Linked DNA regions of Mus musculus: all the other regions are linked to region 2. The links are chromatin loops, found by intact Hi-C in ENCODE. Cell type or tissue: left cerebral cortex. All regions are shown on one strand. Links, peaks and the distances in the headings refer to the core of each region. The heading gives the core; the rest is flanking DNA. Region 1 holds the start of Sh3bp5 (SH3-domain binding protein 5 (BTK-associated)). Region 2 overlaps Sh3bp5 (SH3-domain binding protein 5 (BTK-associated)). Region 3 overlaps Gm35907 (a long non-coding RNA gene).

Region 1 (10,324 bases), core at 1,494-9,493, 49 kb after region 2:
AATTTGATAGGTAACCCCTACTAGTCTGGGGCAGCCCGGCTACACACACAGCTACTGAGTTTGGAAGTACAGTGGGGTATGCTCTAGTGAAAGCTCTACACACAAACACCTGTGGCTGCTGGGGTTACAGTGAGGGCGAGGTGCAAGGCTGCTTCCCTGGCCTGTGTGTGTGTGTGTCTGTGTGTGCGTGCGCGTGCACGTCTGTCCCCTCAGCTTCCATCTTCAGCAGCAGTCATCCCATGTGCCCGCCCCCATGCCTGCTGACCCCTCCTCCAAGTCCTGGAGATTGAGCTCTGGGCCTTGGGCTTGTCCATGAGCACTCTTCCTCTGAGCCACACTACCAGCCCCCACATTAATTATTTTGTTACAGTGAGTCCCTGTTGAATTTATACTACTGTGAATATTCTGGGTTAAACAAAATACGTTACCACTAATTTCCCCTATGTCTTTTAATGTAACAACTAGGGAGTTTTTAAATTGCTTCTGTGGCTTATTAATATATTTCTGAGTCAGTCCTGATTATAACCCTACCAGGGGAAGGCCACCCAACAACACAACCCAGCCAAGCTACCCTACACAAACCCTTAGCTCATTCAGCCATGAATCCTTGGTTGTGAACTTGACTATATCAGGAATTAACTAAAACCCAAGTGGCTGGGTACACCTGTGAGGGACTTTTTCCTAAATTAAATCATGTAAAAAGTGGGAAGAGCCACTTTTTAATCCAGACCATTTTTGAGGTGAAAAGATTCAGCTTTTATCTGGACCACACCTTCTGCTGGCAGCCCACAGACAAAACATGGAAGAGGGAGCTTGCTCTCTTTGCCTGCTTCCTCTCACTCTCCCTAGCAAGTCCATTCCTTCATTGGCATCAGAGCCTACTTCTTTAGGATTCCAGTGGATACTGAAGACCGGCTGAGACATCCAGCTTTATGGACTGAGCAACTACTGAATTCCTGAACCTTCCATTGGTAAACAGCCATTGTTGAACTGGCTGGACCACAGCCTTTAAGCCATTCTAACAAACCCCTTTTCTGTACAGAGAGAATCATCCTTTAAGCTCTGCTCCTCTCAGGAAGCCTGACTAATGTGCCCAGGGCTCCAAATGTGCCCCAGTGTCTAGCAGGAAACACCTGTCCAGTGGCTTCCTGTGACACACCAAATCTGTGGAATTCGGAAATCGGGGCTAAAAAGAGTTTAACAAATGAACCAACATAACTCCCAGAAGGCAGGTGCCATGAAGACCGAACTATGAGGCTATGAGACTTTGAGTTATGGGGCTATGAGACTATCTTATTTCTACCCAGAATGGTGATCAACAGTGGATAAGCAACAAAGAGGACAGACAAACCAGGGTTGATCATCTCTCTTGGAAACCCAAGAGACCATTCTCCTTTACCCATAGTTCTCTGCCTCAGTGGTCCCTGAGTAGTACTTTCACTTTCTCTCTCTCTCTCTCTCTCTCTCTCTCTCCCTCCCTCCCTCCCTCCCTCCCTCCCTCCCTCCCTTTTTCTCTTTCTTTCTCTCTCTCTCTCTCTCTCTCTCTCTCTCTCTTTCTTTCTTTCTTTCACAAGACAGAGTCGTTTGCCTCCAGCTTGCTACTTGTGACTATGTGACCTTCACCTCCTGATCCTCCTGCCTCTTCCTCTCCGGTGCTGGGATCACAGGCGTGTACAGCCTGCCTAGCCAGCTGTCCCTGATTTCTGCTCACCCCAGTCTCCCAAGTCCACCGGTAGTGTGCTTGTCCAGCATGCTTAAGGCCCTGGGCTTCATTCCAACACTGCAAACATAAACAAGCCAAACTTTCTGCTCAAAACAAAAAACAAATCTTTCCAACTTGTCAATATACATTTGGGTGCAGAGATGAGAGAGTCTGGAGAAGCTGGACACAGTGACACATGCCTGTAACCCCAGTCTGTAGAGATGTACCCAGAGTTCAAAGCCCTCCTCCATTACATACTGAATTTTGAAGTCAGCCAAGACTACATGAGAATGTTTAAAACATATATGCACATGCACTCGCGCATGCACGCGCGCACACACACACACACACACACACACACACAAGGACCACTTATGGCTTCCAACTGCCCAGCTCTGGGCTGTTGTGGCAGGACCAAATGAAACCTTAGGGGAACGTTTCCCCCTAAAATTGGCAGAGATTTTGTTTGTTTGTTTGTTTGTTTGTTTAATGCATTAGAAATGTGAGCTTCTGAGAGTTTTCAATTGCCCAACTTCATAAACAGTTCTCCAATTTCTTACTTAGGTCAGAATGGGAGTTAGTAATAGATAAGCCTTCACACAGCCCAGAGCAACATTAGTACCCACCGCCACGCACAGATCAGTGAGTTCAAGGCTATATGCTATCAGAAAGCAGGCTGCCAGTGAACTTCCAGTGAAGTATTTTCCTCTTCCCCACACCCTGGCTCTGAGGGGCCTGATGTTCTCTGCTTTCTCCTTAGGCTCGTCTTGTTCTTTCTACTTCAAGAAATAGGTTCTTACCGCAGCCCTCTGAAGTCCCTTAGCTGTGACAGTCACTCACAGGGGTATGCTCCCACTGGCAAGTAACCCCAACCACTACTTAGAAATTGGTGGCTTCTAAGAACCCGAACTTGTTTACAGGAAGGCTGAAACATTCTCAAGTTCAAATCAAGATCTTATCTTCCAAAATTTTTCCCAGCAGGAAAGCCCTTCCCAGCCTAAACAGCTTTTTGTTACCATTAAGATCATTACATTCTGCTCACGCTGACAGTAAATAAATGAGGGGGGAATCAGAAAGGTGAATTGTTAGAATGGGAAGTAAAATATCTGGCTTAAGTCTGAGGGAACCATAGCAGCTCCAAGCATGAATGGAAGGAGCCACCCTAAATAAAATACTGAGAGATGTAAACTCCATTAAAGTGTTTGGCTAAATCGAAATTCTTTTAGCCTTTCCACAGATCCCAGAATATTTGGAGCCTAAAGCATTGTTTAATACTCTGCTCAGCCCTTGATTCTGGCCCCAATGGAGCCTCCACAATGAAAAACAGCACATGAAATTGGATCCAGGCTCTGCCCACAGCCTGGACTGAGTGTATTTTACTGTCCACACATGCTGTTGCTCAACCTCCAAGCAAGGGCCTCCTGCAGTCGCCCTCCAGCTATTAAAACAAAATTAACCAGCCCAGGGTCAAAGGTGACTGACACTGTTTCACCCCAGAACAGTGCCCCAGCTCCCTGTACCTCAAGCTCAGTCTCCCGTCGGTTGATATCATCCGTGGATTGATTTAACTTCTCCAGTTCTCCCTAATGAAGAGAGAGAGAGAGAGAGAGAGAGAGAGAAATTAGAAGGGCTGGGCTTTTGTTTTTAGTGTAACTTAGTTTACAACTGGAAGGTCATCCCTGAATGATGCAAGTCGGTTCATTCCTCAAGAAGACAGCTGAGGCTCGGCTAAAAGACAAAAGCCTAAAACCTGTTGTAGGCTGTGTCCTTTTTTTTTTGGACGCCTTTAAAGTCCTACAGATTTATCTTTCTCTGAAAAGTCATTGTTCTTTTTTTTTTTCTTTCAGGTGAACTCATCTGTCATAAACAGTAACTTAACCCAGTCAAAACAGCACCCTTTGCTTTAGGAAAGAACTTTTCGAGGAAATCAGAACAGGACAATACGGCCAGTGCAGCCCAGCCAAAGGCAGACTTCCAGCATTAACTCATCATGGGCTATCTCCCTATAAAGAGATGATTTTTTTTTTTTCTAACTGCGAACTATTTGCCCTGCCTAACTGGGGTGTTGGTTAACTGACTGTAACCCTACCTCTTTTAAACATTTGCAGTCTGACATTTTGTAAGTAGCCAACATGAGTTAACTCATCCTCGTTCAGCTCATCTTTGCTCTGTGAACAAAGGTCTTGCTAACAAAATTCCACACCAAATCCACAAGATTCTGTAATCCAAGCCCAGGGCCCGAATTAACAGAATAACCAATGAGGAGGTTTTCTTACTGATCTTTAGTGTATTGACTTGACAAAATAATTAATTTAAGCCAAACTGATGAATTTAAAGCAGGCTCTTTTTTTTTCTTTATCTGTGCACTTAAAACCAATTATGGATCCAGAAATTGCAAAGTATGTTTAATAGCTATTTTTTAAAAAATGATTTATGGAAAGGGTACAAAACGGGTCATGAAAAGGAATTTGCTTTGTGCTTAGGAAGGTGAAGAGGTTAAGCTGTCACTCCTGGAAATTGTTTTTTAACTCTCTCTCCTGGAAATGGAGGCACAGAAAGCCAGGCATTCTCTGCTTTCCCTGCCTCCACGCGTCGGCTTTGCGCAGCAGCTGTCCCTGGTGGACGTTCACACTGACCTCACAAGGAAAAGGAGGGTTTTAAACAGTCTCAGGCCAAGTGCAACACAGTGCCAACGGTGGCAACGGCAACGACGCCCACCATGTGTTGACAATGAAGAGGACGGCAGCCCAGGCCAGGTGAGGGCTCACGAGGCACCCCACACCGGTGCAGCCCACACTACAGGGGCAAGCGACAGCCACCTTGCCCTGCTCGCCCACCACGATGTCTGCATCCACGCAGGTGGGATAACGCTGCGCTGCAGCCCCGAGGCTGTGCAGTGCTCCAAGCGTGGCGCTGAGGTACCCCGACTCCGCTCGGGGCCCCCGCCCCCTTTTTCCTTTGTTGCAATCCGCCTGAACAGCTGGTCGTGTAGTAGGGACCCTCGGGTTGGGCCGAGGGTCTGCAGGGATCCCCGCAATAATCAGGCCGCGTTCACGCGGGCACCGAAGCCTTCCGCAGGGAGACCGTGAAATGGGGTGTTCCAACCCTTGGTGAAGATCCTGAATTTAGGCAGCCCCCACCCCGCGACCGCGAACACGCGAGGCTGTAAGGCATGTGTCTGCGTTAGATGCCGACTTCCACGGTAGCCCTGGTGGGGTGCGGCTGTGGGCTCCTGTCACGCGTCCTACCTGGATCCGGGGGTCCACCTCTTCCTCCTCCTCCTCCAGGCCCTGTTCCATCCTCTCTTCCTCCTCCTCTTTCTCCTCCACCTCCCGGGCAGGCGGCGGGAGCTCCGCCGGCTCGTCAGAGCGGCTCCGTTTCAGCGCCGTGTCCATGCGGGCAGCCGAACGCGCCGCAGCCGGGTCGCAAAGCGCACGGTGGGATCCGGACGCACCGAGGGCCACCTCGCCGCAGCCGGGTAGGTCTGAGCGCGCAGCGCTGCCACCCCGGGTGCTCCGCCGGCGAGTGCGGAGTGGCAGAGGAAGTGGGCGCGGCTGCCCCCTGTCTGCAGCGGCCCGCAGTACACCGCACCCACTTTGCCCAGGCCGCCGTGATAGCCTGTGTCACCCGACACTCTGTCACAAAAAGCCCAGTGCACTGGAGTCCCGGCCATGGCCACTAGGAGAGGTGCCGCCCAGTGGCTCACCAGCCCGAGCGTGGGCCGCCTTAAGGTAGTTTCCTCCTGCCTCCAGTGAAGCAGATCAAGGCACAGAAGGAAAGTTCGGGTGATTTCCATTCTTCAAAGCTACCTTTGTGTCTATTTGGAGTCACAGAAAAGGGAACTCTACCCTAATCTTGTCTGTACAGCAGACAGAGGATGGCTAGCCAGGTCCAGCCACCGAGTGGACATCATAGCCTGGAGTCTGCTGGGCAAAGCTCGGCAAGCGAAGGCATGAGCTCTTAGGGCTTTCCTGGATATTCTGAATGCACGAAGAGCCCATGGAGCTGGGGGGGGCGGGGGGGGAAATCTATGGATCGGGCGGCTTTTTAAAGAGATTGCCCTGCTTGCTCGTGGCAAAGCTTGCCCAGTGTAGGAACTATGTGGTTCTGCCCAACATCACCAAGCTAGAGCTTGCCTAGCCAACTGGGCATCACAAAAGGGCTAACAGTGGACAGGTTTCTCTGAACGTTTACAGGTGCTAGGGCCACTGTGAGGTCAGGGACTACCTGGTCAGATGCCCTGAGCAAAGTGGATACTTTGTAGAGGGAGTTTGGAGGACAGCTTTGCTTGAGAGAGTTGTTCTCGGAGCCTGTGATCCTGCCTTTTCCCCCACCTCAGAAGCAAAGCAAAGGGGTATCTGTCCTCTTTCTCAACTGGTCAGTCTTCTTCAAAGCCAGTACCAGAGAATCTCACGTGTACCACAGGCCTCCCGTGCTTCAATCTCCCCTCTGGAAAAGCCTGACCCTGTGTTCCCTTCCAACAGTTTCCCGTATTAGGTCTGTCTACTGACTTCCCACTCACTCATTTTGTTTGTTTGAAACAACCTCGGCCCAGGCTGGTGTCAAGCTCTTATCAGCTCAGACTGGCCTCGACCTTCTGATTTTCCAAAGGTAGACTCCCATGTGCTGCATTTTTAATCAGGCACTCCTCCTGTAGAGCTCACTATACAGCTAACACTGTATATATAGTCACACTGCCTCTGGTTCTGAAGCACTGAGATTATAGACACACACACCACCATTTTGGCTTCCTTGGTGGGATGGGGAGGAGACAGAGTTTTCTGTGTAGCCCTGGCTGTCCTAGAACTTGCTCTGTAGACCAGGCTAGCCTGGAGCTTAGAGATCCACCTGGCTGTCTCTAGTGTTGGGATTAAATGCATGTGTCACCACTGCCCGGCTGGTGCACACACACACACCCATCCCCGATGCTGCCACCAAGGTGTACCACACGCACAGAGTGACAAACCCTTTATATTACAAGTTCTCAGACATACAGGAGTAACTCCACCAGGCAGCAGGAAACAGTTTGCTAACTACTCCAAAGGAAGGACCGTTGTTGGGGAGGGTGGCTATGTCAAAATACCACAGTTTCTAAATGGCACCCACTTCTAACTCTGTAGGCCAGAAATCACAGCAAAGTCAGGTTCTGAGGAGGGCCCTCCTGGGCTTGTGGACTTCCAACTGCTCAACAAACTTTTATGTCAGGAAGAAAGCCTTAGAAAATCTCTGAGGTCTTTTTTAAGAAGTATATTAGTCCCATTTGCTCAGACCTCCTACCCTCCTGGCCTTGTCACTTCCTAAGACTATTAGGAGTTAAGAGTTCAGCACAGGACCCAAAACCTCCAGTCCATAACCTGAGGCAAACCCCAGAGTATCACAAGTTCTAGACCAGCCTGAGCTACACAGCCAGAACTCAAAACAGCAGATGGCTACCCCTTCCCCAGCACCCTGTGGGCTATTCAAGGTTGGCACGCGTATTTCTGGCAGGGATCTTGGTGGCCATTTTAAACACTTTGAGCTTAACTACAGTTTGAAACGCCCCAGATAATGTGTGCTGTGATGATTCTTGTCTGGATCTGCGTTTTTGTCATTTTTGGAAAGCACCTACTGCCTGATCATATTGTGTTATTGGTGGAGAAAGCAGCTTTCTAATTCTCTGTCTGTAATCTGTTTCAAGGATGACAATCCTTGTCAGACTTTCAGAGGCTCCACGAGGTCAGTGGCTTATCTGTGTCAAAGTGGCTCTGCTTGGCAGGGCTCCAGTCACCCGCCTCCCAGTGTGGGCAAAGATGCTATTGTGCTTCAGCTGGGAAGCATCCCCAGACAGCTCAAAGCTAGGTCCTGAATCGAGCATTGTTCTGAGGTGGGGCTTTGGGCAAGTGATCCACACATGTAAGTTCTGCCTCCGTCAGTGGACTGAGCCATAGATGAACCCAGGACCTGACTAGACTGTTGGAAGGTAATGAAGCTGTGGAAGTCGGAGGCTGGTTGAAGAAAGTGGGTCACTGGGGAGCGATCCCCTTAGTCCTCTCTGCCTCCCAGTCACCCTGAGGTGAACAGCCTCCTCCATCATCTCTGCCTGCAACCATGATGTTCAAGGCTTGCCTCAGGCCCAAGGTAGCAGGGCCAGCCAACCATGAACTAAAACTAGGAGCTAAAGTAAATCTTCCCTTACTTAAGTTATTTCTCTCATGCACTTGTCACAGTGATGATTAGGGCTGGAGAGACGGCACTGCGTAATCATCTCTAGGACAGTGCTCAACTTTCCTAACGCTGAGCCTTTAAAACAGCCCCTCATGTTGTGGTGACCCCAACCATAAAATTATTTTCATTGCTATTTCATAATTAATTTTGCTACTGTTGTGAATCATAATGTAAATATCTGTTATGCAGGATATCTGATATGCACCCCCCCAAAGGGTCTCAACCTATAGATAGGTTGAGAACTGCTGTTTCAAGAGGATCTAGGTTAGGTTCCCAGGACTACATGGTAGTTAACAACTGTCTGAAACTGAATTTGCAGGGGGTCCTGATGCTCTCTTCTAACCTCTGTTGGCTAGAAGGCACACACGTGGTACACAACATACACGCAGGCAGAACAAAAAAAATAATAATTCTTAAAAGTCTGATTAACACAGGTGGGATGCCTTAGCCAAAATCTTGTGAAATGCTTTGCTTAAAGATTCCGTTGGTGTTTAATTTTATTGCCCTGTAAAAGTTCGTTTAACCCTACACAGTGGGCGAAATATGCCACCGGTGTTTGTAATCTGCCTTACAACTTCCTCAAGATGCAAATCTTTCTGGATAAAACTCATAGGCTCCGTGCTTCCCAGTAGTTAACCTTTAAAAACGGTGGAAGAAATCCAGGAGGGAGGACAAGAATGTGTGTAGGGCCAGGCTTGTGCTGGCCTCGTCCTCTCTGGTCAGGACACCTGCCAGCGCCTGTCCACACAAGTGGGATGACCCTCACCTCTGCCGCTCTGTCACATTGCTGCACCCGTGTCATCCACGCCTGACGTCCAGGTTAGCAAACAAGCTGTGCTCCCCCCCCCCCCCACACACACACACCAGGGACCCATCCTTGGTCCTCCCCTCCCAGAGCTGAGCTTCAGGGTATTTCCATTTATAGCCACTTGGATTTATTTTCTAAACACTCAGGGGCAGTCCTGTGACGCTCTGGGGCATCACATGTCCTTCTTCAGGACAGCTGTGCTGAATGGTCCTTGGACTCTTTTTCATTAAAAATGTCTTTCTCATGCTAGGCAGGATGGTACATGCCTTTAGTCTCAGCGGGTTAAGAAACATTAAAACATTAAATATTAGTCTTTTTTATTATTATTTTGGAGATAGGGTCTAGCTGTGTAGACCAGGTTAGCCTTCACAAAGATTCACAAGCTTCTGCCTCCTGAGTTCTGGGATTAAGGCACTCAGCTAATCTTAGTCTTATCTGTCAAGCACTCTAAAACTTTTGTTTAGTATAGGAATTCAGATCTTGTTCTGTCTCTCACCTTGTAAGATTTCATTATGTTAATCTTTTTATCCCCCACCCCCAATTTTGTGAAATCTTAATGCAAATGTTTGAATTTCTTCCCACCAATAAAATGTTTCTCATTGAGGCTTAAGTGACCCAACTTTTCCCAATCTCCTTAATTTCCTTTAAAACTAACCAATCTTGAAGGACTGTGAGGATGGACTCCAGCTACTGTGGGACACACACAGTCACCTCCTGCCCTGGTATAAGAATCCAGTGACTGTCGAGATGGCACAGCAGTTAAGAACACTGGCTGAGATTCCAGGTGACTGAGGCTCTACTCCCAGAGCCCACGGGGCAGCTTTAACAACCTCTGTCCCGGTGGGGGTTGGGCAGGGGAGCTGACTCCCTCTTCTGGGCTCTGCAGACACTGCATGCATGTGGTGCACAGGCTACAAGCATGCAGGCAAAATGCTCCTGGACATGCCTTATTATTATTATTATTATTATTATTATTATTATTATTTTAGAACTCCCTATTCTGGCATGCTTGCTAGCCCATTTTGGAAGGAAAGGCTGCTTTAATGAAGTATAGTATCTGTGGGAGCCAGGGGTATTGACATATGCCTATAATCCCAGAATTTGGGAAGCTAAAAGCCAGAGGATTTCTGTGAGTTTAAGGCCAATCTAGGCTGCATAGTGAGGTGAATTCAACGCCACCCACAGCACAATCTTGTCTCAAAACTAAATCTAGTTTCGAGTTATGTTTTATGCAGACATGAAAAAGTCACAGTGGATATTCTCTACTCTACAATGCAGTTTAAAGGTAAGAGGAAGGGGCAAGAGGTTAGAGCACTGCGCTTCTACAAGCGCCAAGGCTGCTCCAGCACACAGGTCACGTGGTTACAACTTCCTGTAACTACAGCTCCAGGAGATACAACACATCTTCTGGCCTCCACCCATGTGGCACACACTCACTCATAAATAAAACTGAAATTAAATGTTTAGAAAAATAAATTCACCTCAAAAAGAAGAAATATTTTTGAGTCAATAGTAGCGGTACACACTTTTTTTTTTTTTTTTTTTTTTTTTTTTTTTTTGGAGACAGGGTTTCTCTGTGTAGCCCTGGCTGTTCTGGAACTCACTCTGTA
Region 2 (10,324 bases), core at 1,221-9,220:
AATAGGCAGAGCTCAGGGAACTCTGCAGAAATGTGGGAGGTAGGGCTGTAGAAGCCAAAGGGGTCAAGGACACCATAGGATCACGGCCCACAGAATCAACCAGCAAGGCACACAGGGACTCACAGAGTCCACATAGAGTTCCAGGCACTCTGCACCATACACATGTGGTTGTTTAGCTTGGAGTTTTTGTGGTACCCCCAACTGTGGTAGTGGGTATTGGCTACTTATGCCAATTTTACACCAACTCATACTCGGGGAAGGCTTTTCCTGTAAACTTTGCAAGCCTTCAAGGCACACAAGTGTCCAGGCCTCACCAAAGGAGGTCCAATAGCTAGGCTCCACCCTCAGATTGTCCTACCCACCTAAATGGTTAAAACAACAATGATGGCTGCTCCAGCCCCTCAAGGTGGTAGAGTGGCCAGGCCCTTCCCAACAACAACAAAAACAAAAAACAAAAAAACAAAAACAAAAACAAAACCCCTGAGCTTGCCCCAATCCCAGGTTGCCCTGGAAAGCCCGCACCCCATCCCAAGAAACCCTATATAAACTCTGCGTTCTGCCTGGTTCTCTTCTACTTCTCTCCCCTGAGCAGAGGTAGCCACCCTGCTGGGATTTCCCATCCCCCAAATCTCTCATGTAGGTCTGTTGTGTGGTGTGGCTTTGGGGTATTCCTTGGCTCCTTACTGCAGGACACCTTTCCCAGCAGAGCTGTAACACTGTCCCTGGAGCAGAGCCCAGAGCAGAGCTTTCGCTGGGGCAGCCTCTCACTCAGCGGTAACGCTTTCTCTGGGGAAACCACCCCACGGGAGCAGAATTTTATGCTTGCATTGGGAGACTTTCCCAGTAGCTGGAGCTGAACTTCCCTAGGGGAAGCCTATAGGGGAAGGAGGAGCTGTACCACGGACGGTGGGCTTGTCTCTGACTCTTTGCCTGCTCTTGGGACCCATTTCTTCCTACTGGGTTGCCTCTTCTAGCCTTGCTATGAGGGGCTGTGCCTAGTCTTGTTGCATCGTGTTAGACCATGCTTGGATGGGATCCCTGGGAGCCTGCTCTTTTCTGAAGGGAAATGAAGGAGCAGTGGATCTGGGAGAAAAGGAGGGTACTGGGAGGAGAGGAGAGAGGGGAGTCTGTGGTCTGAATGTATTGTATGAGAGAAGAATAGATAAAAAGAAGAGTAAAAACAAATGTGTATGTTTTAAAATTGTGGAATAATTTTTAAGAAAATGAAAAGGGTAGAGTGGAACTGTAGAGAAGCGACATGCTGGCTAAAATGACTCCTGGAGTGGAAGAATCCTTCCCTTTGGATTTCTAACACCAGCATTACATTCATTTCACAATGAAACAAAATCCACTAAAACTATCTTATGCTTGACACTTGGGGAAACAGTAATAACTCGAGTCTAGTCTAGAGCTTAAGCTTTTAATGAATTAGTGTACGACCTTTATGGAAAGTGAAAACCCCACGCTTCTCAGAAGACATATCAGATGCGTTTCGTTCTGTTGTGGGAGGCTCTGTACAGAACCGAATAGTGCTCGAGAAGTAGACGCAACTGATGAGCTGCAACTTACAGAACTGAACAGAGTGGAAGAAGCAGGGCTCCCCCAGCTCTGCACTGGCCCTCATTCTAACCCAGCTCCCAGGTTGCAAGCAAAGGCTAACGGGAGCACGGAGAAAGCCTCAAGCCCTTGGCTATATTGCCACACCCTATCAGGACACATTACTACTTCGTATGCACCTCGCCTCTCCACCTACACAACCCCTAGCGCTGGAAAAGATGGCTCCACTACCACACACAGAGCTCCCTGCCCAGTGGCCACCACGCATGTCAGTCACCATGGTGACTGTCTAGGCAACCACGGAGCATCTCCATCTGTGGCCTAGAACCAGCCACAAGCTGTGTGCAGTGATGGGGGGAGGGGTGGGCATGAGGGGGAGGCAGAATCGAGGCCCACGGACAGAAGCTCCACCAGGAAAGTGGAAGCAGCACGGGGCATCCTTGGGAGAGCCCTGGCTCCCGGAGCTCGCTTCTGCCTTGCTGCCAGCACTCCCATACTTCAGAGCTATCTACACCAGCCAAGCTCCTACTGTGGCAAGGAACAAGCGGCCAAACCTGGAGCTCAAAGCCTAGCAGGGTATGAATGCTCTGGAGGCAATATGTATCTTCCAAGGCCCTGTGGGATCCAGGCAGCTGGAATAACTCTGGCCACTCAGAGAGTGTGGCAGCAGAGGGGAGAGTGTCTTAGTATGTGGCATTTCAGGTAGTGGATGGGAGGAAGCATGTCACTGGGTTTTGTTCATTATTTGTGATGGCTGGATCCCCATTCTATCTGATACACGGCACATGTAGGAAACACGTCTAATGGTCTTTTCTCTGCATCTCGCCACAGATTCCCTAGGTCCCATTTGACACTGCCATGGCATGAGGATCCGGGACACAAAGATGGGCAATGGAGCTTTCCTCATTCCTCTCTGAGCTAGAAGGCAACAGGTGAACAAGGCTCAAGGAAACTGCTGTCTAAGATGAAAGCGGTCTCCTCCATTCAGGTGGTTTAGAATGTTCTGCCAACATGGGCCTTATCCTGGGGAGCACCCACACGCCCTCTGGTAGTTGACACATCCATCCAGGTGGGGAGGGGAGCACTCCTGCCTCCTCACAGCCTCCCTGGGAACGGGCATAGCATGGCTCCCCTCCCCCACCAGGCGGTTCTTCATCCCAGCATGGACAACTTGGAAGCTGGAGGAGAGGCTGGCACGTCTTGTCCATTCCTCTCCAGGAGCCCCACCGACAGCTCATCAACAAGGACTGCCTTCCTGTCCGGGCCACCCTCCCACCATCTGGTCCCCTGGAGCCAATTCCTCCCAGGCTGCTGCAGCACTCCTGTCCCAGACAATAGAAAGCCCCTGCCTTCCCCAAAAGGCGGCTTCAAAGTCAAAGCCACCAAGGGATGGAGATGCCTCTGCCCTCAAACCTCTCTCTGGTGCCGAGGAACAGCAGGCACTGGGCCTTGTGCCCCAAGGGAGGTGGCTCAGCTGCAGGCTTGGCACTGTTACTGGAACCGCTTGCTGGTCCCCATCACTGAGCTGAGAACTGTCCCCATGGCCTGTCTATGGGATTGGGTGTGTGACCACTAGAGAATACTGGGTTTCCTGACATCTAGCCTCAGCTTCAGCTACAGCTTCAAGTACGGCCATCTAATGTCACAGGGGACAGAGATATGGCCTCAGGAGAGGAACACGTGGAGATGTAGGAGGAGGCAGTTATATGAAGCTCAATTCCTCTAATGAATCAGGCTTCCTGGTATTTCCAGAGGTCAGCCAGTCCCTGCATGGCCTTCTGCCAAGGCAGCCCAGCACGCTGGCCCCACGAGGCCAGGAAATGGTCCCCACGAGCCCCATTGGGAGAAATGCTCAATTCAGTCAGAGGGTCACAGTCACTTGTGCTATTTCACAGCCAAACATGAGCATCTAAGCTGCAGGCAGGGGGCTCTGGTTAGTGTGTAGTGAAGTGGGGAAAGCTCATGGTCTCTTGGGAGTATTTTTATGTGAGTTTTGAATTCCATTGCCTGTGGTGGATTTGGGTTCTCACAGGCTAAATACAAGCCCTTGTTCTACTACAGAGCTGCCTGCTCTGAAGGGAAGGATCATTTCTCATCAGATCAAGGCAAAGCAGATCCCAGCCTATGCAACCACAATGGAACCGCTCATGATGGGGAAGTCCTGGCCTGAGACCCAGACCTCCCTGCTCAGTCACAGGCTGCTGCCACCACACCAGATGCCTGGGTCCTTCCATTTGCTAGTCAGAAGCTACGCATCAGGTGGCCCACAGGCCACTGTGAAGCCCCCACTGACCCGAGGAGGTCTGAAGCTAGATTGTAAATCTCCAAAGCTGTGCACCACACAAACCCAGAACACTGTTTGCAAAGACTCACACACTGCTCTGCGGAGAGTGTGCGGGCCTCAAGGTGCCTCTTCATGAGTAGTGCCCCACTGTCATTACCTCTTGACTAAAATGTGCATTTTTCATAATAACAGATCCAGAGGGTCCCTTCTCCTCTTTTAAAAGATAGGGTCTCCTCCCTGTGTAGCTCAGGTTAGCCTTGAGTCTCCTGTTTCAGTTTCCTGACTGGCAATATAGGCATACACCACCATAAACAGGCACCTTGGGTGATTTCTGAAATGGCCTTACATGCTGCTACAGATCTTACATGGCTGCTTACATGCAGGGTTGGAGGGCAAGAGAATCCAAATGAAGGCTGGCCTGCAGCGTGTGTTTGGTCAGCTGGATCTTTTCATCTGTCTGGTTATGCTTTGCAAGATTTCCAACCTCCTCTTTGGTTTGTAAGACTTTTCTCAGCCTTGCTGGGGCTACCAGCATCACACCCACTAGGGGGCAGGAGGCTCAAGGCCGCCAAGCCAAGCCACAGGCATGTATCCCCAGCCTCGGAGAGCTGGTATAAAGTCCAGTCAGATCTGACTCCTGAAGCCATTTGTGCGTCACGCTTTTCTATTTAAAGACACTCAGGCCATCTTTAATCACCAGATCCCCCAGGACTTGAGCAACTGTGGTGGGGGACACTGACAAGGGAACAGCCACTGGAACTGACTCCTGACCTCGTTTCTACCCCATAGTGCCTTCCTGCCATTCACCAAAACCAAAGCTACAGCCTGCGCCTTCCATCAGGGACGGCAGCTCATTTGCCTGACCTGCAACAAACCTCTGGCCTCGCTTTGACACTGGCCTTCCAGACTCTCGTGGGAGGACAGGCTAATGCCAAGGGGACCAAGAATCAGAAGCCCAAGAGCTGCTCCTGGCAGGAAGAAGCAGTATCCAGAATATCCTGTGGTCCCAGTAAACCCGGTCCACAGTGCCAAGCACAGGGCCCTACCTACAGGAATAGAAATGTCCCTAGTGTGGACACCGAGGCGGGCCTTGGGGAAGTGATGTTGTGGGGACAGTGGGTACCCAGGTGGGGCTGTGGTTCAGGGTCAGAGTGCTTGCCTACAGTGGGAAAGGTCCTGGGGTCAATCCCTAGCACTAGAAGGAAGGAAGGAAGGAAGGAAGGAAGGAAGGAAGGAAGGAAGGGAGGGAGGGAGGGAGGGAGGGAGGGGAGGAGAGAGGATAGAAAGGAGGGAAGGATGGAAGAAAGAAAGGTCAGCCAGTCTGAGAAGGCTCACTTGCCACTTTAAGAGGAGACAGCCTTCTGAGGACCAAAAACAGGTCCTCACCATGTTTGTCAGCCTTGATTTTAGACTTCCTGGCTTCCAGAACTTGAGGATGTGTTTCTGTTTCGGAGCCAGCCAGTTTATAGTATTTTGTTTACTAGTCTGCCTAGATCAGATGATATCACTTCCAATTCTGAGCAAGGTGGCCAAGAGAGAAGTCCTGGGAGCAGGTAGAGAGCCAAATACTGGTGACCTAATCCTATAACAATCACTCCCAGCTGCTACCTACTGCAGATCACCCCCCCACACACACACACACACACACACACTCCAGCTTCACCTGGAAGGCCCTGCCTGAGGGAGGGCCCACTTGATTCTGGTCTAGGCACTTCAGCCACCAACAATAGATACTTAAGTGGCAGGTCGAAACTGTTAATGGGGCTTCCACCTGGGACCTGCAGTCCTTCTGATGTCATGGGAGCCAACCTTGGAGAACATCCTGGCCCCTCTGGGAAACCCAACTCCACTGCCAAGACACGGATGGACTATGTGAACCTGACAGATTTCAGGCAATATAGAGAAAGATTATCTCCATCTGTTACTGGGAGATTGTCATGTCAGGTATGGCTTACAGCCTTGCCAGCCAACAGACTACATAGGCCAGATAGTCCATGACCTTTACAGGAGGGTTTCATGCTGCCTAGAAACCTGTCTCTATTCTTGTGGGGGAGCCAAAGGACATCCAGCATGTGGCTTGGGTCCCCACCACCAGCGCACACAGGTCCCGCCTACCCTCTGAGTAGCATGGTTCAGCATTTCCTGCCAAGCAGAGTCAAACTGCCGCTTGTCATCCTCCAACAGCCGCTGCTCAGCCAGAGAGATTGTTTCCTTGGCTGCACGGAGTACCTCGGTGGCCCTCTGGAAGTCCTGTGTGGCCTTCTGCGCCTCCAGCTGAGCCTGTTGAGAGAGAAGGTCTAGTAAGGCCTGAGGCAAAGGCCAGGACTCCCTGAGGTCCATTGCTCCCACCCCCCGAGATGAGTGGCCCGAGATCTGACCTATCCATCTCTGCCTCCCTCTTGGACAGGCTGCATGGGACAGGTCCCTCATATGTGGGACGGGATAGCAGGTGGCCAGTGGCTGAGTGAATACCAGGTCGGTGGGCAGACAGTCTCCAGTCTGGAGCTCAACAGATAATCAGATGCATGGATCTTGCATCTGTGATGGCAATGGCTAATTAAGCCTTTCCCCAAAGTCCTGGCTTAGGACTGATGCCCAGATAGGCACAGCAGTCCTGGGCATCTTCCCTGCACGCCACAGCCCAAAGTGCTCCAGAGACCACAGTTGTAGGGCTCCGCTCTACAGATGAGGCACAGTAATTGAAAACAGCTTTTCCCGAGACTCCAAAGCTGATCAGAAGCAAGGCTCCAGGCAAATGCCCCACAGCACGAGTGCCAGCCTAGCACGTCCACTGCCAGACAGCCCCCTCAGTCCACATATACACCCAGGCCCAGGCCTACTGAGAGCACAAGCCCTGCTTTCAGGAAGGAAGAGGCAATACAAACAGCAGCCCAAACAGCAGCCGCCAACGCATGTGTCTGCATGTAGACATGTGCACATGGGGAAATCTGACGTTAATGCTGGAGACCACTCCTCAGGAGCCTTGTTTTCTGTGACAAGGTTTCTCACTGGCGGGAAGTCCCCTGTTAGGCTAGGCTGCTGCCAGAGAGCCCCAGGATCCAGCCACCTCTCCGGCTCTGGGATTCCTGCCTGGCTTCCTTCCGCAGGTTCTGGGGATGCTTGCACAGCCAGCACTGTACTGATTAAACAATCTCAGGCCAGCACGTAACCCCTGAGCATCTAAATGTGATTAACAAGAAAATGCAAACATCTCTCACAGCCCAGAGAGAGCTCAGAAGTTGCTGTGCTTGCTACACGAGCAGGAGGACCGGAGGCTCAGATCCCCAAAACTCACATAAATGCCAGGGAGGTGTGGCAGCTGCCACAGCTCAGGAAATAAGGACAGGAGGTTATTGAAGCAAGCTGGTTAGAAAGACTAGCTGACTCTTAGAGTCCTGGGCTTGACTGAGAGACCCTGCCTCAAAACCTGAAGTAGACGATTCCTGATACCCACTCACACACAAGCACGTACACACACATATTCATGAGTACCTACCTGCTCACACATGTGCCACACATGTGAATATGCACACATGCACAATACACACACACACCTCATTTTAAAGACTCAGTAGAAAAATGTTGATTATCCCATTAGCCATTTTTTTGATCAATGATGAGATACACTAAACTAAATCCAATAGACTGAAATTAATTTCCGCTGTTTGTTTCCTCATAGGTGACTCTCTACTACTTTAGGGCTGTTGATGTTCGTCCCTCAAGAGTGGGCTATGTCATGTGACTGCATGAGACACAGGGCTGGGGAGATGGCTTGGTAGGAAAAGCGCTTGCTGTGCAGGCGTGAAGACCTAAGTTCAGGGCCCCAGAATCCATGTAAAACCAGACCCAGTAGCACGCATCCGAAACCCAGTGCTCCAGGGTCAGAGGGGAAATGGCGGAGACAGCAGAATCCCCCCAGATGCTCACAGACCAGGTCAACTGGTGTGGTGAATGCAGAGGCAAACAAGACCCTATCTCAAACAAGGTATTCAGTGAGGACCCCTGGAGTGCATCCTCTGGTGTCCACACTCACACTGAAGCACACACTCCCCTGAAAGCAGTCACTGCTGGCCCCTCTCTCCTCCAGCTCACCTCCAAATTCCCACCTGGGTAGGGGCAGGACATGGCTCCTGCTAATCTGCCCCAGACCACTTCCAGAGTCAACAGGGTCCCTGGGCCAATTACAGAAGCCCTAATGGGACAGCCCCAGGACAGTCCCTGGGACTTAGGAGGGGAACAAGCGGACCCCACCCTTCCCCAGAGAAAGCCTCACATGACTTAGAGGAAATTTTCACATAGACTGAGGGCATTTTGCAAAGAAAATTAAGAGGAACAGCTGAGAATATAGCAGCCCTGGGGGAAGAAACAGCCCGGTAACCCATGGTAACCCACAACGGGCATCCGCTTGTCTGGTCTGTGCACACCCACAGCCCAGAGAGATCCATTCTGGGGACTGCGCCCCACATGTAGATGATGTGTAGAAATCTATGCTTCAAGATTGGGTCAGGGCAGGAGAATGGAACTTGCTTCACATAAGAGGAAACTGCGGGAGGTTTTCCTAAAGAGAGGCCTGAAGGGCAGGCAGGAGCTCCAACTCAGGGCTGATGGAGGTCAGGGGAGCACTTAAGACTCTGAAGGGTCTGTAGGAGATCTGATAATGCCCGGAAAGGAGCATTTTAAAAAGCCAGCCTGGGCTGTACATCAAGATCCTGTCTCAAAAAAATTAATAACAATAACAGTAATAGAAGCCTAAATGAATGCCCACCTACCAGCCATCTACATCCCCTGAGGTAGCCTGAAGCACATATAGGGGTGGGGATGCACACCCTCTCTAGAACCAACCAGCCACTGAGAAGTAACTGTACCACGCTGACAACTGCACTCTTTCCCCAAGCTGAGCCTCCTGCCCATCTTACTTCTCCAGACAGGCAAGAAGGGAGATCTGGGCAGGCTTAAGGAAGGTGAATTGTGACCCATCCCCCTATCTCAGTATACCCACAACCTTCCCACAGCTCTGACACAGGGACTCACCCCCTGAGACCCAACATTTTCTAAAATGGGATCTCTCTGCCCCTTCTTCCGTTATCCATCCATCTACCTATTTATCTATCTATTTATATCTATCGCTCTATCTGTCTGTCTATCTATCTATCTAATTTTTTTTTAAATCTTCTTTGAGGCTTTGAGGTTGGGCTCAAACTCAAGCAAATCCTCCTGCCTCACCCTTCTGAAGTCTGGGATTACAAAGATGAGTCGAACCACTTAATTTTCCTTTAAGGTTTCATTAGACAGCATTGGCTGGACTGGAACTTGGTTTATAGAGTAGGCTGGATTTGAACTTGCCATAATCCTCCTGTCTCTACTTCCCATCTACACCCGGCCTTGTGGGTTTTTTGCTGTTGTTGTTTGTAGCAAGTATGGTGGTATGTGTGCACAAATTTTTTCATTTGTATAGTATGGACACACGTGTGTAGAAGCCTGAGGTTGACAATAGGTGTCTTCTGTATGGCTCTCCACCTTATATGTAACTGAGCATAGAGCTCATCAATTCATCCCACTTAGCTACCCAGCTTTGTCCAGGATCCTGTCCCTCTTCAGGAGCTGGGATTTCAGGCAGACTGCCACACCCACCCAACATTTACACATGTGCCAGGGGTCCCAACTCCTCACACTCCCATAACACATACTTTACTCTTTGAGCCAGCTCTCCAACCCCTGTATTCATTCATTCATTCATTCATTCATTCATTTTAAATTTTTAGACAGGGACTCATATGGCCCAGGCCAGCTTTGAACCTGGATTTAATATGTAACTAAGAATGAACCTGAGGCTGAAGAGAGAGGGCTTAGTGGTTAAGTATGCTTACTGTCCTCACAGAGGACAGGAGTTCATCTGCCAGCACGCATGTCAGCCTTACAGCCACCTGTGACTCCAGCTCCAGGGGACCCAGCATCTTACACACACACACACACACACACACACACACACACACACACACATACGTACACACACACACACACACAAGCAGGCATAAATAAAAGGTAAAATATAATCAAGTCTTAGAAAAAGAATGGGCACGGACTCCTACTGTGAACAGTGAGGAGCCAGGAAAGACTCCACCAACACAGGCTCCATGGGTGTCTTTTAGCCTCCAGAGTGTGTGTGCTGTTCTGCTATTTAAGGTCTCCAGCCTGTAGCCTCTTGTTACAGCAATGCCAAGGAGTAAGGTACCGCATAAGGAATGTCGAAATGGTGGAAGCAGCTGTGCAAACGGGTAGGTGTGGAGGCTTCTGAGGTGCACGCTAGAGGCCACCTTCCATAACACATCCCTCTTCCTCTTTTGCTCTCTCTGGGTTCTTTGAGACAGAGTCTCATGTAGTCCAGGGTGACCTCCAACTCACTACTTTAGTGAGGCTAGGTGTGAACGCCTGATCCTTCAACCCCAACCTGGGATTATAGGCACCACCACACCAAGGGCTACT
Region 3 (10,324 bases), core at 814-8,813, 78 kb after region 2:
ATGGCTATTAGCTGAATGTGAGTGCTGGGATTTGAACCTGAATCCTCTGGATGAGCAGGCAGTATTCTTAACCACTGAGCTCTCTCTCTAGCCACATGTCAGCATACAGCCATGGTTAAGAATCATTGGTGCAGCCCAGAGGGCTTGATAATTCAGAAAGTCTAATGTAGCGAGTCTGGCTGGGCCCTGAGACTGCTTTTCCAACAAGCTCCCAGAGAAGCCAGCACTGCCAGCCATGGCTCACACTTGTGTAGCAGGAATACAAATAATGTCATAATTTTCTGAGTTTTAAAGATTATATGGAATTCAGCCATTTAAAGAGTATGTGGAATCCAGGAAGCCATCTTACCCCGGGGTGTATGTTCTCAATACCAAATCTTACTACTTTTCAATCAGTTGTATTCAATCTGTGGTCTGACTCAGCTTTCAGTGTGAGCTAATCCTGGTGGTGTAGGACTCTGCTGCAGGGAAGAGGAAAGAGGATCATAAGTTCAAAGCTTGCCTAGGCTACAGAGTGAGTTTAAGTTCAGCCTGTATAACTTAGTGAGATACTGTCTCAAAACACCCAGAAAAAATAAGGAAAAAATAAATAAATTGGACTGTGGATGTAGCTCAGGGGTAGACTATTTATATAGCATTCATGAAGCCCTGGCTTTGAATCCCAGGACTAAAAAATAAAAGTTAGCTGGGCAGTGGTGGTGCATGCCTTTAATCCCAGCACTTGAGAGGCAGAGGCAGGCGAATTTCTAAGTTCGAGGCCAGCCTGATCTAAAGAGTAAGTTCCAGGACAGCCAGGGCTACACAGAGAAACCCTGACTCGAAAAACCAAATTAATTAATTAATTAATTAATTAATTAAAAAATAAAGTTGGTGGAAGGTAATCTCACGAGCTGCAGAGAGGGACTGCTTGTGACAACTGCACTGTTGTCCATTTGTTAGGCCTTGGTGGGGGGGTGGGGTTGAGACAAGGCCTCTCTGTGACCCAGGATGGCCTGAACTCGTTATTATCCAGATTGGCCTAGGGTTTGTGGTGATCTTCCCGAATCCTGGTATGACTGGAGTGCACCACTCCGCACCACTGTGCTCAGCTCAGTTTTAAACATTGATGTGTGTATGTGTGTGTACGTGTGTGTCCTTGTGAGTTTGTGTGCACCATCTGCATGCAGAGGCCAGAAAAGGTCACAGGATCTCCTAACACTAGAATTACAGGTAGTTGTAAGTTGCCCAACGTGTGAGCTGGGAGCAGAACCCGGGTCCTTGGCAAGAGCCTAAGAACTTCTGATTGCTGAGCCATGTCTCCAGGCTTTGATTGTTTGGCTTTTTTTAAAAGACAGGGTTTTGCTACGAAGCCCGTGTCACTGTCCTGGAACTCACTATGCAGCCTCAGATGTGACCATCTTCCGCCTTAGTTTCCTTAGTGCTGGGATTCCAGGTCTGTGCCGTTATGCTCAGCTGACATTGTTATATCTATGGAAAGACTGAGGCCCAAAGAGGCTGGAGCTACCCTCTGTCTTCTACGTGAATGACAGACGTCATGGCAGTCACATAACTTTTCCAATGCTCAGGGGACTTTTTTGTGGCCCTAGGAGAGAGGCGTTCATTAAGGAACCTGAGGGCTGGAAAGATGGTTCATTTACTTAGAACCATTCCTACCCTTGTGTTGGACTGGAGGCCCTAGCACAGCACCTAGTCAGGTGCCTAATAACTGCTTGTCACTTCAGCTCTGCGAGATCTGATGCCTCTGGCCTCTGAGGGCAACTGCGTTCGCATGCACATACCCATACACAGACATGGACACATACATGCACAATTAAAAATTAATAAGACTCTGAAAACAAACAAAAATAAAGGGAGAGGGAGAGAGAGGGAGGGGGAGAGGGGAAGAGGGGGAGAGGAGGAGAGAGAGATATTGAGAGTGAGAGAGAGAGAGAGATTGAGAGAGAGAGATATAGAGAGAGAGAGCAACCAAGCCTGGCACTAGTGCATGCCTATAGTCCCAGGGCTTGGGAAGTAGGGACAGGATGATTAGTAGTTCAAGGCCATCCTCAGATACTCAGTGAGTTAGAGGCTAGCTTGGACTAGTTACACAGATAAACAGTGAGTTAGAGGCTAGATACACAGTGAGTTAGAGGCTAGCCTGGGCTAGATACACAGATACACAGGGAGTGAGAGGCTAGCCTGGGCTAGATACACAGATACACAGTGAGTTAGAGGCTAGCCTGGGCTAGATACACAGATACACAGTGAGTTAGAGGCTAGCTTGGACTGCACAAGACCTTTTTTCAAAGAACCAGTGGAGCCATGGCTGAGGAGCCACAGCTGTAGTCACTCAGTGGAAGTGGACAGGAGAAAACGTTACCCAAGAGCCAAGTTTTGGAATTCAGACATGTCCCTTTAAGAATTATCACTTGAGGGCTGGAGAGATGGCTCAGCAGTTAAGTTCAAATCCCAGCAACCACATGGTGGCTCACAACCATCTGTAATGAGATCTGATGCCCTCTTCTGGTGCGTCTGAAGACAGCTACAGTGTACTTACATATAAGGACCAGAGCGAACGAGCGAGGCCAAAGGGAGCAGAGGTCCTGAGTTCAATTCTCAGCAACCACATGATGGCTCACAACCATCTGTACAGCTACAGTGTACTCATATACATAAAATAAATAAATAAATAAATAAATCTTAAAAAATTTTTTCATGAACTCATTGTTTAAAAAAAAAAGAAAAGAATTACCACTGAGTCTTAGGAGGGCCCTTTTTTTCTAATTTCCCAACAAAACCATCTACCCCAGAGGAGTTCTCCACCCCTGGCCTCGGGGGAGTGGAGGACAGGAGGAGAGCTGTCTTCTAAAGGAGAGCTCTGTGAAAACAGAGCTGGCCCAGAAACCATAGGTTCCTGGTCTGTTCCCGGGCTCGTCACCAGGGCTGCCATTACCACACACCACAGGCTGGGTGGCTGCAACAGCAGAAGGCTGTTTTCTTAGCTCTGGAGGCTTTGGATCTGCTAGCAGGCAGCTGCGCTTTCCCCAGAGACATGGCTCCTTGCTGTGCCCAGGTCACTTCTTACTGAGTCCTTATGCAGCCTTTTGTCTGTGCGCGTGCATTCTGGTGCCACTTTTCCTAAAGGCGCCAGTCTGATTGGATTAGGCCTCCAGACTTCTGACTTCACTTAGTCGGAATTTCTTCTCCTGTCCACTTCCACTGAGTGACTACAGCTGTGGCTGGCTCCACAGCCATCTTTCCACTGGTTCTCTGGGAAAAGGTCTTGTACAGCTCAAGCTGCTCTCTAACTCACTGTGTATCTGGGAATGACCTAGAACTACTTACTGATCGTCTTGTCTCCACTTCCCAATTATCTCCAGACACAGTCACCATGGGGTCAGAGCTGCACTGTATGAACTTAAGGAGGATACGTCCTGGTGACCAGTAGGTAAGATCTTGGGATCACAAAGCTTGACAAAGGCAGGCCTTACTGCAACCTTGGAGTCTGAAGCTAAGAATGCTATAAAGTAACATTTATGGGTTCAGCCCCAGGACAGGGGGTGGGGTGGAGTGGGAGCGTGGAGGTGGGGTGGGGGTGACAGGACGACACTTAACAGAGCAGAAATGATCCTGCATGTCCACAGCTCACCTAACCTTGATCCCACGGATGCATTTGGGAAACACAATGATTCATGCTATGTCTTTGTTTTGTGTGCCAGATAGTTACATTATAATTCATAATAGTAGCAGAATCATAGTTATGAAGTAGCAATGGAATAATTTTATAGATGGAAGTTACCACACCATGAGGGACTATATTAAAGGGTCACCGCATTAAGAAAGTTGAGAACCACTGTCCTAGGCCAAGACCACTCACCTTTGACCATAATAAACTACAGTCTTCTGCTGAAGTTGCCAGGTGCTATGCCAGTGCCAAGGAGATGGGCACTTTAGGTACTGCTGCAGTGCAGTGTGGCAGAGGTGTGGTCACAGTAGGGCACTGGCTATGGAGAGAGAGAGGTTCCCAGCCAGACTGATAAGACACTGTTAGACCCAAGCATGGTGGAGGGCTTCCTAGAGGAGGTGACTCTGGAGCCCAGCCTGAAAGGGGTCATGCTAGCCATAGAAGATTGGCTTGGGATCTGTTTAACCAGCCTCCAAAAGGCCCGTATTTGACGAGACTACGACAGAAGGGGAACTTCGTTTACTTCAGGTGTGGTCCACAGTTCCGAAGGACTGCAATTCGCTGCGGATGTAGCTCAGTTGGTAGTGTGCTTACAGAGCATGCTCAAAGCCCCGGGTTTGATCCCAAAGCTCCACATAAATCGGATGTGATGGCTCAGGTCTGTAGTCCCAGAGTCTGGCAGAGGTAGGAGCATCTTTTTTTTTTTTCTTTCCTCCCTCAGGATCTGACACCCTCTACTGGCAGGAATGCAGGTGGTACACATAAGTACACACAGGTTAAAAAACACTCCTACACGTAAGTAAAAATAAACGAAGCTTTTTCTTAATGCAACTTGCTGGGCTGGGCCATGGCTCAGTTTGTAAAGCCCCTGCCACAAAATTATGAATACCAAGTTCAGAACCCACCACCCACATAAAAGCGGGGTGCAGTAGCACACATCTGTACCCCAGGATCAGATAGGTGGATCTCAGTAGTTCATTTGTCCAGCCAGTCTAGTAGAACCAATGAACTGCAGGCTCTGTGAAAGACTCGGTCTCAAAAAAATCAGAGGTAGGTAGCTGAGGATGGCCTAGTCGGCCATCAATGGGAGGAGAGGCCCTTGGTCTTTCGAAGATCATATACCCTAGTACAGGAGAATGCCAGGGCGAGGAAGTGGGCGTGGGTGGGTAGGGGAGCAGGTCGGGGGGAGGGTATAGCAGGTTGGCTTTGGGGATAGCATTTGAAATGTAAATGATGAAAATATCTAATAAAAGAAAAAAGAAAAAAAAAAGATCTTATTGAATGTTATTTCCTTTAGTGGGCTACACTGTATGTCATTACCTTGATGTATTTCCATATGCACATTTTAAATAAAATTGTACAATAAATTTTTAAAAATCAGGTGGGGATGGCTGTGGGGGTGCTCAACTTTAACACCACAATGGGAGGCAGAGCCAGGCAGATCTCTGTAAGTTTGAGGCTAGCCGATCTATGTAAGCCAGATAGGGCTACACAGAGAGACCCTGCCTCCAAGAAATGTGCCCCCCCCAAAAAAAAACTCCCACAGAAAGCTCATGAAAAAATTAAGTGCATATTTTAGGGACCTCAGAGATGTGTGAGAAAAACAGCACAGATGACATTTTAAGCAACTTCTGTGTACGTGACTATGAGTCTATGGCTGCAGCAAAAGGGATAGGGGTGGTCTCCATGCTGTACCTGCTAGTGCTGCTAGTGGAACCTCCTTATCCATGGGCTCAGAGATGGGGAATCCCAGGACAGAGTGTGCCTCTGTCTCACCATCCACCACAATGTCTCTTCTTCACAGATCTTCTTTCATTTCTTCTCAGAAGGTCTCTATTCTGTGAGGAAATTAAGATCTGGTGTTTATTTCAGATTCACAGCAGGCCCAGTTTCCAGATAAATTTATCTAATTCAGTGGTGAAGAAAGAGTTTTGTGTTTCGTGGCGCTGTTGATATGAGGGGGCATATGGGACAGACAGAGAAAAAAATCCTTCCTGCAGTCTGAGCTTCAGGCCTGCCCGACTCAGCTGCGCAAAGGCGCCTGGCCCTGGAGGCCTGAGATCCACCCAGGGCTCTGCCTGCTGAGCTCAAACAGTTCATGGTTGTCTACCTATCTGAGTACTGGAGTGTAATCCAACACAGATTAACTCATTTCCCTGTACTTCACAAAGCCAGTCAAAAACAAGTGATGAACAATGTGTGTGTGTGTGTGTGTGTGTGTGTGTGTGTGTGTGTGTGTGTGTGTGTGAAGGTTTACAGGCCAGCCAGCAGGGTCCTCTGCCATCAGAAGCACCATGCTAAAAAAGCCAGGAATGTCCCAGCAAACACAATTGCTGGTCCCTGTCACTTTCCTACTGTAGGCTGTCATGTTGGGCAGTTTCTGGCTGTCATTACAGGAAGAATTGAAAGTCCTGGTGTGTTGATGGTTCCCTGCTGTGTGTTGATGCTTGAATGTAAAGGGACAGGTCACCTTGCCACATTGCTGAGGAAGGACCCCCATACAAAGTGATCACTCTGTAGGAATTTTCTAGGTTCAGCTTCTCAGATGTCTTGGCTGACTTGGAAAGTTGTGTCTTCCATATCTCAACCCTCTCAACAGCACAGCCCTGACTAGTCTGATGGCCAGGGCTCCTTTCTTTGTTTTTGACTGGCTTTGTGAAGTACAGGGAAATGAGTTAATGTGTGTTGGATTTTTTCCCCCTAAGTCTCTTCGTGTCTGCTCTCTGGATTCCCATCCCCACACCCCTGTGTCGCTCTCTTTTCTGAGACAGGATCATGTCAAGCAGCTCTGGAATTCACTGTAGAGCAGGCCAGTCTCCAATATACAACATACTTAAGTGGGGGCCTCATAAAGTTAAGAAGTTTCTGCTCACACAAAGGTAATATTTGATTAAATCAAGAGACAACCCACAGAATAGAACAAAACCCTTGCTAGCTAGTCATCTGACATGGATTAATATCTAGAATATAGAAAGATTCCATTCCCAGGACCCACATCAGGTGGCTCAGAACCACCTGTAACTTCCAGCTCTGAGAGATCTGGTGTCACTGGCCTCCACAGCAACTGCATGAGCAAGCACGTGAGTGCACACACACACACACACATGCTTAAAAAGTGTACAAAAATAAATCTTTCAAAAATACAATTTACCAAGGGCTTTTTAAAAACCACAACTAAACAACAAGAAGTTAAAGAAATCAACTAATAAATGGGCAAATGAAATGAACAGGTAGTACTCAGGAGATGAAGTCCAGAGCTTGGGAGATGCTCAGCCTGCACCGCAAACCCGAGGACCTGCGCTCGCACCCAGAGCCCAGCAGCAGTTCCAGATGTAAGGCAGGTGCTTGTCATCCCATGGCTGGGAAGACAGAGACGGAAGGATCGCTGGACTCCCTGGGCAGCCAAACGAACCTACCCGGTGACCTCCAGGCCAGCGAAGGACACTGTCTCAAAGGGGACGGATGATACCTGAGGTTCTCCTCTGGCTTTCACACACACACATGCCCACACGTTCACCTCACACATGCACACACACATTCACACTTTTAAAAGATGAAACACAAATGGCCAATGTAAACAGGAAAAAAAAATTCAACCCTTGCATCAGATAAATGTTAATTAAAACATTAAGATTAGCCCAGCCAGAATGGCAATCATCAAGAACACAGTAACCAGTGCTGGTCTGGACACAGACAAAGGGAACCTTACATACTGTTCCTGGGAATGTAAGATGTCAGTCTGTGGAGTTTACAGAGGTTCCTCAAAAAGCTAAAAACAGATCTCCCATATGATTCAGCTGTAGTTGGCTTTAGCTACTTTGTGGGTTCTGCTCCTGCTGTTTGCTGTAGGAAAATTCTGCTAACTAAGATCAAAGTCCACCATAGCTCAGTGCAAAATGGGAGACTCCCTTGTTAACAGGTTTTCATCCTCTCCGACTCTGTTGGGAAGATTCTAAGCCCCCCACCCTCGCCTCTAAGAAAAGTCACTTAGCATAAAAACCTGGAGTTCTCCATGCTAATGAGGTATCTAGATAGGTCCTTAGTATCTAGCCAAAAAGCTTCCCTTCTTGGGCATTCCTGGGGGGTGGCAGGGGCGGGGGGAGGCATTTAATCCTGGGTTCACCCTGTGTAAACTGTATGCATTCACATTCACCATCAAATAAAACTGTTTGGACAAGCAAGGACCATCCATTACATCCAAGGACCGCTGCAGGGGGGAGGCCTTCTTAAAGAGGCTGTCCTAAATCTCCCTGGGAAGGCCTTCTCTCTCTCAGTCCCTCCTTAATTGCTGGGAACCAAACAGGATTCCTCCTCAGCCCAGGCTCAGCCTTCCCCTTCGAATGGATGCCCTGAGGGGAAGCATGGGCTCAGGGGGTCCTCACCCCACCCCCATTCCAAAATCTCAGAAGTACTCCAGGAGCCTGGGAGACACCACAATCGTCCCAGACCCCATTGTTTCCTATGAGAGAAAACATGGACTGAGGACCCCCCCGCTTCGGACTGTGCTCTGCCTCCCTCGAGCAGCTCGTTGGTGGTGCTCCAGTGGTGCTCCAGGCACCCCAACTCCGAGGCAGAAACACGCAGCCTGCTACTTTGCCATCCCCTTCTGTCTTAGTCAGGGTTTCTATCCCTGCACAAACATCATGACCAAGAAGCAAGTTGGGGAGGAAAGGGTTTATTCAGCTTATACTTCCACACTGCTGTTCATCACCAAGGAAGTCAGGACTGGAACGCAAGCAGGTCAGGAAGCAGGAGCTGATGCAGAGGCCATGGAGGGATGCTGCTTACTGGCTTGCTTCCCTTGGCTTGCTCAGCTTGCTTTCTTTTTGTTTTTGTTTTTTGTTTTGGTTTTTCAAGACAGAGTTTCTCTGTAGCCCTGGCTGTCCTGGAACTCACTCTGTAGACCAGGCTGGCCTTGAACTCAGAAACCCACCTGCCTCTGCCTCCCAAGTGCTGGGATTAAAGGCGTGTGCCACCACTGCCCGGCCTCAGCTTGCTTTCTTATAGAACCCAAGACTACCAGCCCAGAGATGGTCCCACCCACAAGGGGCCTTTTCCCCTTGATCACTAATTGAGAAAATGCCTTACAGCTGGGTCTCATGGAGGCACTTCTTCAACTGAAGCTCCTTTCTCTGTGATAACTTCAGCTGTGTCAAGTTGACACAAAACTAGCCAGTACACCTTCATTCCATGCTTTTAATATACTAACAATAGATGGACAGAAAAATCGGAGAGGAGAGGAAAGATATCCCTGAATAAAGGCAGGCGTAGGAAAGGGGTAGCATTATCATTAGACTACTTCCTGCTTGTTAGGGGCATCGGGTTCCTTGGGGCAAACTTGATTTTCACAGTCAGGACATCTAATTTCTTCTTGTAGCTTCTTGTGCTTTCTTCTTTGTGCATGACTACTTAAACCACGACCAACCACAACCAACAACCCACCAACAACCAACAACCAACCACAACCAACAACCAACCACAACCAACAACCCACCATAACCAACAACCAACCAACAACCAACCAACAACCCACCATGCCATTTGGGGCCCTAGCACCCTCATAGTCTCTGAAAAGTCCCCAGAATTTCAAACATCATGCAATTGCAGAAACTATCTGCGGGGAGCAAAATCACACCTCTGCTAGAGCACGAGGCAAATCATAGTCAGCTGCTGTGGACAGTCTGAAGCAGCCTCATATCCCACACCTGGGATTAAAATGAAAACATATTATAATTATTTTATGTCTTTTAGAGAAACCAAAATTCCAAAATAGCCACTACACCCAGTCCTAGCACTTCTGTGTATTTACCCAAAGGACTGAAGTCAATGACGTATCACAGACAGACACGTTCATCACTGTGTACTGCAGCACTGTGCACAGGTGAAAGTTATGGAACCAACCACAGTGCCATTAATAAAGGAACAGATACAGAAAGTGTGGTGTATACACACATCAATTTTAGCTATAAAGAAAAATGAAGTTGTGTTCTTTGCAAGAAAGTGTATTCAACTGGAGATAACTAAGTAAACTAAGCCACTCTCCTCTGATAGAGATTTGAGAGTTCTGCACAGATATATAAATCATGTATATACTTGTGTGAAAATGACCTTGTATAACACAGTACCACGTGCAAAGAATATAACCCGATGAAAATAATAAAGAACAACACTGACAGCTGGGCATAGCACACACATGTAATCCCAGCCCTCAGGAGGCAGAGCAAGAGGATCACTGCAATTTCCATACCAGCCTGGGCTACACAGTGACTCTAGCGCCATCTAAGTCTATGCAGCAGAACCCTGCCCAAACAAAACAAGGAGGAGGAGTTTCTGAGCTTGAGGACAGGTCTTTGGAAGTAACCTAGCCATATAAGAGGAGAGGAGATGGGAAAATTAAAAGGATGAAGCCAGCCTTTGAGCCTGAGGGTCACAATTAAACAAGCAAGCACTGACATAACGGGGTTCCATAAGGAGAGAAGCCAGTGCCCTAGAGAACCAATGCAATGGAATAGCTGCTGAAGTCAACATAGTGCTGTCATCCCCAGCACTTGGAAGGCAGAGTCAGGAAGAGCACGGGGAGTTCAAGGCTGGCTTTGTCTACACAGCAAGTTCCAGGCAGACAGCTACGTAGGGAGACCCAGAGACCCTGTCCTGTGTCTT

What was found. Peaks named below come from ENCODE experiments on the same cell type or tissue, not always from the same donor. Only the 100,000 strongest peaks of a DNase experiment are listed, where the experiment ranks them.
Region 1: it touches region 2 in a loop (3-fold over the local background); 28 of 42 quality-filtered maps call a loop at or near these places.
Region 3: a loop joins it to region 2, with 4 times the contacts of the local background. A loop is called at or near these places in 29 of 42 quality-filtered maps.

The regions. Positions count from the first base shown.
Region 1 is chr14:31,430,861-31,441,184 of GRCm38, forward strand. It overlaps Sh3bp5 (SH3-domain binding protein 5 (BTK-associated)), which reads right to left and starts at 5,240. Exons shown (of 9, transcript NM_011894.3): 1 at 4,951-5,240; 2 at 3,223-3,285. The coding sequence starts at 5,097. Gm35907 (a long non-coding RNA gene) reads left to right here and starts at 4,374. Exons shown (of 4, transcript XR_383329.4): 1 at 4,374-4,458. In left cerebral cortex, for the core only: CTCF peaks have their summits at 4,330 and 5,317; DNase peaks (open chromatin) are centred at 3,124, 4,373, 5,292 and 7,472; H3K4me3 peaks cover 3,413 bases; H3K27ac peaks cover 3,386 bases.
Region 2 is chr14:31,381,763-31,392,086 of GRCm38, forward strand. It overlaps Sh3bp5 (SH3-domain binding protein 5 (BTK-associated)), which reads right to left. Exons shown (of 9, transcript NM_011894.3): 4 at 5,957-6,121. Among named protein-coding and RNA genes, the nearest start is that of Gm35907, 48 kb to the right of the region's middle. In left cerebral cortex, for the core only: CTCF peaks have their summits at 3,465 and 4,385 (motif pointing right); DNase peaks (open chromatin) are centred at 1,842, 2,655, 3,294, 4,393 and 1 more place; H3K27ac peaks cover 4,614 bases.
Region 3 is chr14:31,459,978-31,470,301 of GRCm38, forward strand. It overlaps Gm35907 (a long non-coding RNA gene), which reads left to right. Exons shown (of 4, transcript XR_383329.4): 3 at 3,360-3,427; 4 at 4,386-4,539. It also overlaps a transcript of Mettl6 not described here. Among named protein-coding and RNA genes, the nearest start is that of Sh3bp5, 29 kb to the left of the region's middle. In left cerebral cortex, for the core only: CTCF peaks have their summits at 2,521 (motif pointing left) and 4,413 (motif pointing left); no DNase peak of the experiment used is centred there.